Linked DNA regions of Homo sapiens: region 2 is linked to region 1. Evidence: read pairs that join two places in POLR2A ChIA-PET (ENCODE). Cell type or tissue: HepG2. All regions are shown on one strand. Links, peaks and the distances in the headings refer to the core of each region. The heading gives the core; the rest is flanking DNA.

What was found. Peaks named below come from ENCODE experiments on the same cell type or tissue, not always from the same donor. Only the 100,000 strongest peaks of a DNase experiment are listed, where the experiment ranks them.
Region 2: POLR2A ChIA-PET joins it to region 1 with 6 read pairs; 2 of 35 experiments call an interaction of 5 or more read pairs at or near these places.

Annotation. Positions count from the first base shown.
Region 1 is chr17:47,784,176-47,794,004 of GRCh38, forward strand. No RefSeq gene overlaps it. Among named protein-coding and RNA genes, the nearest start is that of OSBPL7, 33 kb to the right of the region's middle. RefSeq lists enhancers at 5,035-5,837, 5,838-6,638. In HepG2, for the core only: no CTCF peak of the experiment used is centred there; no DNase peak of the experiment used is centred there; H3K27me3 peaks cover 728 bases.
Region 2 is chr17:47,929,774-47,933,122 of GRCh38, forward strand. The region is part of intron 1 of SP2-AS1 (SP2 antisense RNA 1); the gene reads right to left. It also overlaps a transcript of SP2 not described here. Among named protein-coding and RNA genes, the nearest start is that of SP2-AS1, 10 kb to the right of the region's middle. In HepG2, for the core only: no CTCF peak of the experiment used is centred there; a DNase peak (open chromatin) is centred at 2,258.

The DNA of each region.
Region 1 (9,829 bases), core at 3,314-5,813:
TCTGCTGTCCCTGTAACTTATCTGACATGTACTTCTCTTTGAACACACTTCTTTCCTCACGGTCCTCTCTGGATGAGGTTCGCATCTTCCCCAGCCCCTCATACCACAGGGACAGTGGGGGAGGTTTGGGATTATTCTGGCTCTTATTTTCACTTCTAACAACTCCTCAGGAAACTGTGGCCCAGTGTCAGTCCCTATTCTTTCTTTTTTTCTTTCTTTTCTTTTTCTTTTTCTTTTTTTTTTAGAAATGGGATCTTGGCCGGGCGCAGCGGCTCACGCCTGTTATCCCAGCACTTTGGGAGGCCAAGACGGATAGATCACTTGAGGTCAGGAGTTTGAGACCACCCTGGCCAACATGGTGAAACCCCATCTCTGTCAAAAATATTTAAAAAAATAGCGGGGTGTGGTGGCGCATGCCTGTAATCCCAGCTACTTGGGAGGCTGAGACAGGAGAATCGCTTGAACCCAGGAGGCGGAAATTGCAGTGAGCCAAGATCATGCCACTGCATTCCAGTCTGGGCAATAGAGCGAGAGTCTATCTCAAAAAAAAAAAAAAAAAAAAGAGAGAGACACAGAGTCTTGCTAAAATGCCAAGGCTGGCCTCTAACTCCTGGGCTCAAGCAATTGGCCCTCTTCAGCCTCCTGGAGTAGCTGGGACTACAGATGTGTGCCACCATGCCCAGTGTCTATATTAATGAGATGTAAGGTCAGAGAAAGATCTGCGCATAGACAAGAGATATCTTTCCTTCTCTGTAGGTCCATCTTACACCACCAATTTGCATCTGTCACTGAAAACAGATGAGCTATGGCATTAGAAAGGGGTTCCAGAGTGCTCGTAAATCTTCAAAAGCCCATTTCATCAGCATCAGCCTTACCAGCAAGTAGCTGATAGTGAAGATAAACCAGAATTTCCTCTTTCTAATTCCTATATATTCTGACATTTTCTTGGTAAAGGTGTGTGTGAGTGTGTGTGTGTGTGTGTGTGTGTGTGTGTCTTGTATAAAGCAGGGAGGTTGATTTTGCCACACACCACAGTCTGATGTGAATTCGACCCATGAGGAGCTCCTCTCTGGTTGTGTATGATTTGTGGGTGTCACCCTCCATCATTTCAGTACTGAGACATATTTTGTTTTTATTTTTAGTTTTGATCACTTTAGGAATACAAGGGTTTAGACATCCCTGTATTATGCTAGCAGCTTTCCTAGAATTCCTACCTTTCGGCCAGTGGATCACTAATCAGAGCAGACTACAGATGTCCCTTAAACTGTGCTAGGTTTATAAAGACCCTTATAAGGCATAGCTCACACCCCATCAGGAAAGTCATGACTGGTAGAGGAACCATGTGACCTAATTGTCTGGAAGAGGGTAGAAGAAATGAGACAGAGGCTTCTCTCATCTTTGCTGTTGCAGAAGACCAGGCCCAGCACAGAGAAGTGGAGCATCAACACCCTGTCCCAGATGTCCAACACCGTTCTCTTCCCATATCCCATGGAGGTTCCATGGGACTGAGAATCTGTTTTGGAGAATAAACGCTGAGTCAAGACCTCTTTGAAGACAGTCAGCTCCAGGAGAGGCAATATAGTCCTGGCCATAATTGAAACTTTTACTGAAACTTTCTCTAGGAAGTCCCAGGTTCAAAGGCAAAGATTTTGGATGAGGTCCTAGCAAGTACAACAGTGAGGAATCCAAAGCACTGTAGACCCCAGGTCAGCGCTTTCCGCTGTCCATGGTGCTGGAGGCTGCAAGAGTTTTGGAGCAGAGGAGACTGATAGGGAGCTAATTATGACATATGGCCTAGTGGTCAATAATTTGAGAAGGTTCCCCATTAGGATCATGTGAAATCACTCCATGAGGAGGCCTCCCATCTTGACCTCAGCTAGACTGCTGCACTAACCTTTCGAATCTCCCACTGGGATGTAGGGTCCTGGGAATCATATTTTAGAGTAAGCTTGAAAAAACAAAAAACAAACAAACAAACAAAAAAGTGAGATTGATAGGCAGTGACCTAATTGTACATTGGGGAAAAAGTGAAAGTTACAACAAACTTCACAGAACAGGAATTATATACATTTTACTTTCTGACCATAATGCAATTATGTTAAAATTTAATATTTGAAAATGAAAACAGATCTAAATAATTCACAGGGCCATGCATGGTGGCTCACGCCTGTAATCCCAACACTTTGGGAGGCCAAGGTGGGAGGATGGCTTGAGGCCAGGAGTTCAAGAACAGCCTGGGCAACAAAGTGGGACCCTGTCTCTACAAAAAAATTTAAAAATTGGCTGGGTGTGGTGGCATAATGCTGTAGTCCCAGCTACTGGGGAGGCTGAGGTGGGAGGATCCCTTGAGCCTAGGAGTTTGAGATTGCAGTGAACTGTGATCATGTCATTGCACTCCAGTCTAGGTGACAGAGCGAGACACTAAATAATAATAATAATAATTCATAGGTCAAAGAAGAAAGCACAGTGAAAATTTTAAAGTACTTAGAACTTAATTAAATGATAAAATGGTATAAAAGTTATTCATCCTTTTAACAGATTAACAGAAAAAAAACATATGATCAACTCAATAGATGCAGAAAGAAATTAAGTTCAATGTTAATTTGTGATTTAAAAAACGAGCCTTAGAAGATTAAGAATAAAAGAGAACTTTCTTAACTTGAGAAAATATGTCTACAAAAATCCTATAATAAATGCCATCCTACATGGGGAAATGTAAGCATTCCCTTTAGAATCCAAGGTTGATGAAGTTGTGGAAGGAGCTAGTGAAGCTAATTTGACATTTTGGCAGGAACCAGAAACCTAATCTCTATTTTAAAGTATATAATCCTGAATTTATCAATTTTGGAATGGAACAGTATGTTAAAACACCCTCAGAAATTTGTGCTATCTTTATGAAATATGTTACAGAAAAATGAAGGTATTAGCAAAGGTATCTTGCTTTGTTTTTGTTAAAATGTTTCTTTTTTGTTTTTTGTTTTTGTTTTTGTTTTAAGATGGAGTTTCACTCTTGTTGCCCAGGCTGAAGTGCAATGGTGGGATTTCAGCTAACCGCAACCTTACCTCCCAAGTTCAGGCGATTCTCCTGCCTCAGCCTCCCGAGTAGCTGGGATTACAGGTGCTCATCACCATGCCCAGCTAATTTTTTGTATTTTTAGTAGAGATGGGGTTTCATCATGTTGGCCAGGCTGGTCTCGAACTCCTGACCTCAGGTGATCCACCCACCTTGGCTTCCCAAAGTGGTGGGATTACAGGTGTGCGCTATTACTCCTGGCTAATTTTTGTATTTTTAGTAGAGACTGGGTTTCGCCATGTTCGTCAGGCTGGTCTCAAACTTCTGGCCTCATGTGATCTGCCTGCCCCGGCTTCCCAAAGTGCTGGGATTACAGGTGTGAGCCACCGCACCCAGCCCCAAAATTAAGTGTATTTCTATAGACCAGCAATGAATTATCAGAAATTGAAAATTGTGGCTGGTCACAGTGGCTCACACCTGTAATCCTAGCACTTTGGTAGGCCGAGGCAGCCCGATTGCTTGAGTCCAGGGGTTTGAGACCAGCCTGGACAACATGGCGAAACCCTGTCTACAAAAAATACAAAAAACTAGCTGGGCATGGCACACACCTGTGGGAGGCTGAGGTGTGAGGATAACCTGAGTGAGGGAAGTCAAGGCTGCCATAAGGCTGCAGCGAGCCAAGAGCATACCACTGTACTTCAGCCTAAATGACAAGAGTGAGACCCTATGAAAGAAAGAAAGAAGAAAGAAAGGGATAGAGAGAGGGAGGGAGGGAGGAAGGAAGGAAGGAAGGAAGGAAGAAGGAAGGAAGGAAGGAAGGAAGGAAGGAAGGAAGGAAGGAAAGAAGGAAGGAAGGAAAGAAGGAAGGAAGGAAAGAAGGAAGGAAGGAAGTTGAAAAATTTTAAAACACCATCTTTGTGCAGTGGCTCATGCCTGTAATCCCAGCACTTTGGGAGGCCAAGGCAGGCAGATCACCTGAAGCCCGGAGTTCAAGACCAGCCTGGCCAACATGGTGAAACCCCATCTCTACTAAAAATACAAAAATTAGCCAGATGTGGTGGCAGGTGCCTGTAGTCCCAGCTACTCTGGAGGCTGAGGCAGGAGAATTGCTTGAACCTGGGAGATGGAGGTTGCGGTAAGCCAAGGTCGCGCCACTGCACTCCAGCCTGGGCAAAAGAGCAAGAGTCTGTCTCAAAATAAATAAATAAATACATAAATAATAAAACAAAAACACCATCCCATCTTCAATGGCATTAAAATATGAAATACTTGGGGAAATGGAACAAAAGATGTGCTTGATCTACACACCACTGAAACCTATAAAACTTCCTGAAAAAAATTAAAGACCTAAATAAACACAGAAATATGCCATGCATATGGATCAGAAGACTCAATATTGTTACCACACTAATTCTCTTCAAATTGAACTATAAATTCAACGTGATCCTAGCCAAAATCCCAGCAGGCATTTTTTTTGGTAGAAAAAATCACATGCCAATTCTAAAATTTATATAGAAATTCAAAGTACTCGAAACTAGCCAAAACAATTTTGAAAAAGAAACATGAAGTTGGAGGAATTACACTACTTGATTAGACATTATACATAAAATTGCAACAATCAAGACTGTGTGATAGTGTCATAATATAAACAAATAAATCAGTGGAACAGATTGGAGAATCCAGACATAGATCAACTCCCCACAGGCATAAAGGCAATTCTGAGGGGGGAAAGGATAGTTTTTTAATCAAAAATGCTAAAAAGTGTGGGTATCTGCGTGCAACAAACGAAAGAAAAGAAAAACCACATTCAAAAATTTCCTCAAATGGATCGTAGACATACATGTAAAACTACAAACCTGGAAGAAAATCTTTGTGGTCTTAGGCTAGCCAAAGATTTATTAGACACAACACCAAAATCTTGATTTGTAAAATTTAAAAATGAATAAATTGGGCTTCATCAAAATGGACAGAAGACTTGAACAATACTTCGCCAAAAAAGACATACTATTCAGATGGCAGTTAGCACATGAAAAGATGCTCAACAATATTTGTCTATTCTATCTTATTAAATCTCATTTTACTCATTATCTTCTGTATCCTAACTCCTTCTATAAACGGAGATGCTACTTACTGTCTTTGTACTACGACGGGTGAGTTTTCTTTTCTTTTTTTTTTTTTTTTTTTTTTTTGAGACGGAGTCTCGCTCTGTCGCCCAGGCTGGAGTGCAGTGGCGGGATCTCGGCTCACTGCAAGCTCCGCCTCCTGGGTTCACGCCATTCTCCTGCCTCAGCCTCCCGAGTAGCTGGGACTACAGGCACCCGCTACCATGCCCGGCTAATTTTTTTGTATTTTTAGTAGAGACGGGGTTTCACCATGTTAGCCAGGATGGTCTGGATCTCCTGACCTCGTGATCCGTCCGCCTTGGCCTCCCAAAGTGCTGGGATTTCAGGCGTGAGCCACCGCGCCCGGCCTTACTTGTACTTTCAACCACGTCCCCCACTCCAAAATTCTGCGCCTCCCTCAAGCCAGTTCCTCCTCTGCTTCCTCCTCGCAGCAGCCGGCGCGTCTTTGTTCCGTCCAGGCATCTTCAACGCGTCCCTCCCTCTGGACGCTGCCGAGGAAATACTGAAGTGGTAGAGGATGTGGGGAGGCCGTCCAAGAGTGGAGGTGTCCCGGGCCTGCTCTCTCCAGGAGGAGGAGTGCAGGCTGGGGTCCACCTCCCCGGTCCAGCAGTGCTGGGGAGGGGACCCCGCACGTGTGCCCGGAGCGCGGACACGGTGATGCGGCTGCCCCTCGCCCCGGCCCCAGGCTCGCTGCGCCCTCCCTCCCCGGTCGCCTCTGCGTTTCTCCCGCCAGCAGGAGACCGAGTCTGAGCGCAGCCGCCGACCCTGCGCCTTCCCTGTGCACTCAAAGACCGCCAGCTCTGGGGGAGCCCGGGGACCCACGCCGCTCTGGGCACAGGCGACCGAGGCCAAGGCGCTCCGGGTCTCTCCAGTTCCGGCGTCTTCTGGTCCTCGGGCTCCGCTCCGCGGCCACTGGGCCCGCTGCACGCGAGCGCGCCGAGCTCTGCTCCCGCTGCTCCTGCGAAGCTGGTGTCCACACCCGCCGGCCTGCAGGCACCTCGGGGCCCACGTGTCCTCCGGCCACATCCCACCCTGGGGCCACCTGTGTCCATCCCAGAGCGTGCGCGCAAGGTGAGGCCTGGGGGCAGGTGCCTATTTTTGCCCCCCTCAACCTGCATCTTTGCTATCCTGGGACTTACTGCTCTTCAGAACTTTCGGGCCCCTGGTAGAAGGAGATGTCTCTCCTGTGTCTGAGATGGGTGGGGCAGGAACTCCCCACAGCCCCGGGCTTCTTAAGTGGAGAAGGGGTGGGAAAGTCAGGAGTTGGACTTTCTGGATTGGTCCTGTAATTTTCTTGTCTTTTCTCTCCCATTTCCATTCCATTTGTTTCATTTGCTTTCTAAGAGATTTAATTTTATCTTCCAACTCCTACTGAAATTTTAATTTCTGCTATCCTGTTTTCAATTTCCAAGAGAATATTTTTATTCTCTGAAGATTCTTTTTTAAAAATAACATTCTATCTTGTTTCTTGAATGCCATATTTGACCTAATCTCTTTGATCTAATCTCAGCGTTAGTGAGATTTTCTTTTCCCTGGATGTCTCTGTTTCCTCCAAGTTGCTCTTTTCACTGTGTTTATTTTGGGTCCCATTTTTCACATTATAAGGTTTCTTTAGATGTTTCAGGTTTTCAGTCAATTTTAACTTCTCTGAAGAAATCTCTTCTGAAGTCTTCTAGCCTGCTCCCATTTGAAATGTCACAAGCCACACTTGGTGATCTGCTGTCATTCTGGGAATGCCTTGTCTGCCCCTGTTTGAGAACAAGGCACTAAACACTTACAAGGCTGGCTGAGTTCATGGCTGGGCTTACCCACAATGGAGTCACTGTAGTGATCTGACTGGAACTTTTAGGGGGAACCCTTCAGAGTTTTTTCCTCATGAGCTGGTCTGATTCTGTAAGAAGGACTCTTAAACCCCTCCCCTATGGGGTTTAATAATGTGGGCAGGGTCTGGGTGCTGAGTGGAAGAAGAGGTTTGGGAAGGGTGGTCTCGAATTTTAACTTGTAAAGATTCCCTGTCCCCCTGTTTCCTGAATGGTAGCCCCAACCCTCGGCTGCATCTGGCATCTCGCAGCCTAGAGACTGTTTATTTTAACCTCTCCACAATAAACCTTCATCTTTTGGGAATTGGAAGGGGAAGTTGCCCAGCTGTGTTGAGTGTGGAAGAGAATCTGAGAATGTACCTGTTTCTTAAATAGGCTTTTAAACAATCTTTTTTTTTTTCTTTTAACCCTACCTTCTTCTCCACTTCCAGAAGTACCTGGTACCTCATATACCAGGGTCTTTAGGGAGTTATGTGCAAAGCAGAGTTCTGACTGTGCCTTCTCCACTGCTCGTGTCAGAGTCAGTTATTTTAGGTTTGTTATCACCCACTGTTTGTTTCCAGCTTCCACAACAGCCTCCTATTTCAATCACTGTGTTTGCCGTTGTCTTTTTTTTTTTTTTTTTTTTTTTTTGACAGAGTCTCTCTCTGTCACCCAGGCTGGAGTGCAGTGGTGTGATCTCGGCTCACTGCAACCTCCGCCTCCTGGGTTCAAGCAGTTCTCCTGTCTCAGCCTCCCAAGTAGCTGGGACTACAGGTGACACCACCACGCCCGGCTAATTTTTGTATTTTTAGTAGAGATGGGGTTTCACCATGTTTGCCAGGCTGGTCTTGAACTCCTGACCTCAAGTGATCCACCTGCCTCAGCCTCCCAAAGTGCTGGGATTACAGGTGTGAGCCACCGCACCTGGCCTCCTTTTCCTTTTAAGGTCTACAAAGATCTTGTTAAAAGGACACTTTGAATGTGATAACCAGACAGAACCTTGGCTCTACCCAAAGAAATGAAGAGTGGTAAAAATGGCTGATATTCAAGATAAAATTTATATCTTTTACATTTTGTATTTATCTAAAGGATAATTTACTATAAAAATTAACTCCAAATGGATCATAGACTTAAATGTAAAACTATAGAACTTCTAGAAAAAAACGTATAACATATTTTTTACTTTCAGTTAGGCAAAAAATTTTTGAATACCACACCAAAGGCATGAGCCCTAAGAGAAACTATTGATAAAATTGGACTTCATCAAAATTAAAAATTTCTGCCCTTCAAATGACATTAAGAGAATAAAAAGACAAACCACAAGCTGGGAGGAAGTATTTGCAAAACATGTATCTGATAAAGAACTTGGACCCAGAATATATAAAGAATGCTTAAAACTCAGTAATAAGTAACAAACAATCCAATAATAAATGGACAAAAGATTTGAACAGGTGGTTCAGCAAAGATACATTAATGATAAGCACATGAAAAGATGCGAAGATCATTACTCTTTAGAGAAATGCATATGAAAACCACAATGAGATACTACTATACATCTATTAGAATGAGTAAAAACAAACACACAAACACTCTAAAGCCCTGACAATAACAAGTAATGATGAAGATGGGGAGCAATTGGAGCTCTCATATGTTCTTAGTGGGAATGCAAAATGGTACAGCCACTTTAGGAAACTGTTTGGCAGTCTCTAATAAAATTAAACATACACTTAACAACTTTTATAGAGTCAAATATACACCTAACATAAGACCCAGCAATTTCACTCCTTGATATTTATCCAAGTAAAAGAAAACAGGTTCACTCAAGAATTGGTACATGGGACCTGGCTTGGTGGCTCACACCTGTAATCCCAGCACTTTAGGAGGCTGAGGCAGGCGGATCACTTGAGCTCAGGAGCTCGAGACCAGCCTGGGCAACGTGGCAAAACCCCGACTCTACAAAAAATACAAAAATTAACTAGTCATGGTGGCTCACGCCTGTGGTCCCAGCTACTTGGGAGGCTGAGGTGGGAGGATTGCTTGGGCCTGCGAGGTAGAGATTGCAGTAAGCTGAGATTTGCACCACTGCACTCCAGCTTGGGTGACAGAGGGAGAAAAAAAAATTGGGACATGGATGTCTATAGTGGCTTTTTTCATAATTGCCAAGAACTGGAAATAATCCAAATGTCCCTCAACTGGTGAAGGGATACACAAACTATGATACAACCATACAATGGAAAACTATTCCACAATAAAAAGAAATGAACCATTGATACACACGATGATATAGATCTCAAATGCAGTATGATAACTGACCAAAGCCAGACTCAAAAGGCTATATATTGTGTTATTCAATTTATGTAACATTCTGGAATAGTGAAAACTTTAGAGACATAAAACAGATCAGTGGGTGTCAGCAACTGGAGGTGGGGAAGGGAGCTGACAACAAAAGGGCACAAGAGAATTTGGGGGTGATTGTGGATTATAACTGTGTGCATTTGTCAAAAATAATAGAATTGTCCTCTAAAAAGGAAGAATTTTGCTGTAAGATCACTGTACTCTAAATAATGCTAAAGTTAATCCATTTGATCTTATTTAGTTGTGTTTGGCCAGGAGACAAAAGTACATGCATGTGTTCCATCTGTAGTTTTTATATGAACACCGTTCTCTATGCATATTTAATGTAGCTTTAGAATTTCCATTGTGTTATTTATTCGCTTATTCCCATATGGGATATTAAGGTTTTTGCTATTAAAACCAATGCTAGGCCAGGTGTGGTGACTCATGCCTGTAATCCCACCACTTTGGGAGGCCGAGGCAGGCAGATCACCTGAGGTCAAGGGTTCAAGACCAGCCTGGCCAAGATAGTGAAACCCCATCTCTACTAAAAATAC
Region 2 (3,349 bases), core at 850-3,349, 140 kb after region 1:
GCAAGTCCGCCTCAAGCATGTAAAGGACAGCATGTGCTTTCACTCACCCTCGAAAGGACACAGCTGGGATTGCTGTTCTGTTCAGGAGTGGCGAGGCTCGTTTTGAGCTATCCATTCCCCTGCTCTGTTCCCTTTGTCACCAGCCACCTGTGTCTGCCAGCAAACAGCTTTTCCTTAGAGCCAGTCAACCCTCAAATGGCTGAAAAAGTAAAAAGCCCACAGATCTCAGATGGATCCAGGTTCTCTGCCCTTTCCCTCTTCTTTGTTAACAAGCAGGGGCCTTTCCTATCCCTACGGAAGTCGTTTGGGCAATACTAGACCACCAGCTGAATCTACCTTGACACAGAAGCCTCTTCCTCAGCCCCTCAGCTCTGCATCTCATCACCGCACTGGCAGCAGGTGGAAGACATGAGGTGTATTTATTCCTCATGCGTGGACTGCATGACTAGAAAACTGCCTTGCTGCATTCTGAATAAGGGGATTGGTGGAGAGAAGGGGAATATTAACAAAGTGACCTCTTTTTGCCACGTTTCCCTTGGCTTTGCTCTCAGGCACAAAGAATGATCCTTTCCTGGGAGCTGATTTCAAGCCATGTGCTTTATGCTTCCAGTACAGAAACTGACCTGACTCCCCAGCATCATTTGGAAATGAAGGTGCCAGCCCCAAGTTGGGCAGGATGAGCATTTCCCATGTAGGATTTCCCTTCTCCAGTGAGATGGGGGTTCAAAAGTTATGTCTGATCATCTCTGCCTCCCTTGGGATGGCTAAGAGCGAGAGAATGTATTCTGCCTAGCTGAGTGATGGCACAAGGAAAGCACAGAAAGACTTGTGGGCAAATTAACCCTCCTCTGGCTTTAACCTATCCATTATTTGAGAGTTGCAGGGGAACTGTTGAAGGTGTGATGCAGTCTAAGCTCACCCTAGGCAAGAGGCTCCCACAGACACCTGATCCTGATGGGCCCTTGATGAAAATCTGGGTGCAGCTCAAGGGTAGGGGCCCCACATGTGTAGTTCCTCCTCTGTCCTCTACTGTCCCCAGCGTCATGTGCACCAAAGCCCATCCCTCATGCCCTTCCTCTCTGTCCAGCTGACACTTGGCATTGTGCTCATTATCCCACAGCCTAGGATTCCATGCCTGGAAGAAAGAGGGACTGGGCAGGATTTCCCTCCCAAAGGCAAATCCAGGCATTATATGTACTTTTTTTTTTTTCTTTAACAAAACCAGCAAATGGGTCTTCCTTGCCCTTCCTTCAGACCACCCAGTCCATTTTTACAATCATCTTTCTGGCCGGGCACAGTGGCTCATGCCTGTAATCCCAGCACTTTGGGAGGCCGAGGCGGGTGAATCACTTGAGGTCAGGAGTTCAAAACCAGCCTGGCCAACATAGTGAAACCCTGTCTCTACTAAAAAATATAATAATTAGCCGGGCGTGGTGGCGCATGCCTGTAGTCCCAGCTACTTGGGAGGTTGAGGCAGGCAGGAGAATTGGTTGAACCCAGTAGGCAGAGGTTGCAGTGAGCCGAGATCGTGCCACTGCACTCCAGCCTGGGTGACAGAGCAAGACTCTGTCTCAAAAAAAAGAAAAAAAATCATCTTTCCAGTGCCCTTGTGAGGCCCCAGGCTTGTTTGATGACAGTGCTGATGTTACAGCCTGCCACACGACATATTTTGAGGAAGACAGGATGGAGCAAGATAAGGGTTCAGATCTATCCCCAAGCCCAGGGTAGGTGTGTAGGAGCCCTGAGCGGATGGATGAAAGCTGTCCTGGTCTGAGTGCAGAGAATGGGGTGTTCGGGTTCTCCATTTGAGTCTTCCACTGCCCAAACCTGAGGCCCCTTTAAGGTTGCCCCTTAAAGTTGCCACACCCAGAAATTGGGCCAAAGAAGTTAAGCTGTTGATTATTTCAATTCTGAATAAAAATGAAGGCATCTTCTCTGCCTTCTAAGGCCTGGTCTGATCTTGGCTCCTTCATCACTAGAACCTTCCTGAGCAGTGGTCTGGGACCCCTCGCCTTCCTCCCTCCACCTGTGTTTCAGAGCCCTCCTAGTCAGCATGGGCTTCACCTCAAACCCCACTACTATTCTCTCTTCTTCCTGGGGTTCACCTCAAGCCCCACTGCTATTCAACCCCCCTCTTTCTCTTCAGCTTCAAAATAGACTCCCGCATGTACCTTGATTAAACACAGGCCCACTGCAACCCCAGTGCCCCAGGGACGAGGAGGGAAACTGTTTTTAACCATAAGGAAAACAAAGCAAGTACTGTGGTCAATGTCAGTGACCCTCTGCTTAGGGCAAATATTGGAGTGTGTGACTGCAAAACTGGGACATCCACCCCCGACTACAGGGGGTGCCCCTATTCTGCTTCGGCCAGTTGATGGTATGTGAGAATGCAAACTCTTGTGATTTTTGTAAGAGAACCCAGAAATGTGGAGTTTGGGGTGGAATCTGATCTTTCCATGTTTGCTCAATTGTTTAAAAATACAGCAGGACCAGTTTCAGTGCTTGAGCTACCAGTTTTTGACTTCTGCATCATCCATCCCCTCTTCCCTGGCCAGTGACATCCTCTCTACCCCCTGACAGTCTCCAACCTCTCAGTCTTCCCTTCCCCAAGTTACAGGATCACAATGGCCAAAACATTTTTTGTTTGTTTTAAGACAGGGTCTTGCTCTGTCACCCAGGCTGGAGTGCAATGGTGCGATCTCAGCTCACTGCAACCTCTGCCTCCCGGGTATGCAATTCTTTTGTTCCTAGCCTCCCAAGTAGCCGGGATTACAGGCATCCACCACCACGCCCAGCTAATTTTTTTTTTTTTTTTTTTTAATAGAGACGAGGTTTCACCATGTTGGCCAAGCTGGTTTCAAACTCCTAACCTCAAGTGATCCGCCAGCCTCGGCCTCCCAAAGTGCTAGGATTATAGGTGTGAGCCACCATGCCCAGCCTCATTTTTTGTATTTTTAGTAGAGACAAGGTTTCACTATGTTGGCCAGGCTGCTTTCGAACTCCTGACCTCAGGTGACGCGCCTGCCTCGGCCTCCCAAAGTGCTGGGATTACAGGCGTGAGCCACTGCACCCAGCTCCCCAAACAGTTTAACCTGCTGCCCAAGAGATTATCAAAGTGGAAGGACTCAACTGTCCAAAGCAAGTGGGACAGCCCCTAGGGGTTAGACCACTGGCCTCAGTGTCCAAAGGCTCAAGCACCTGTTGCTTCTGCTTCTTCCCCTGCCTGTAAGGGGTGAACAGGGTTCTCAGTTCCTCTCGTGCACCAGGCCCCTGACACACTGACCTTTCCTAGAGGACCTTAGACCAGCACTGACCCCTCCAGTGAGCAGGCAAACGGCTTTTCATGGTG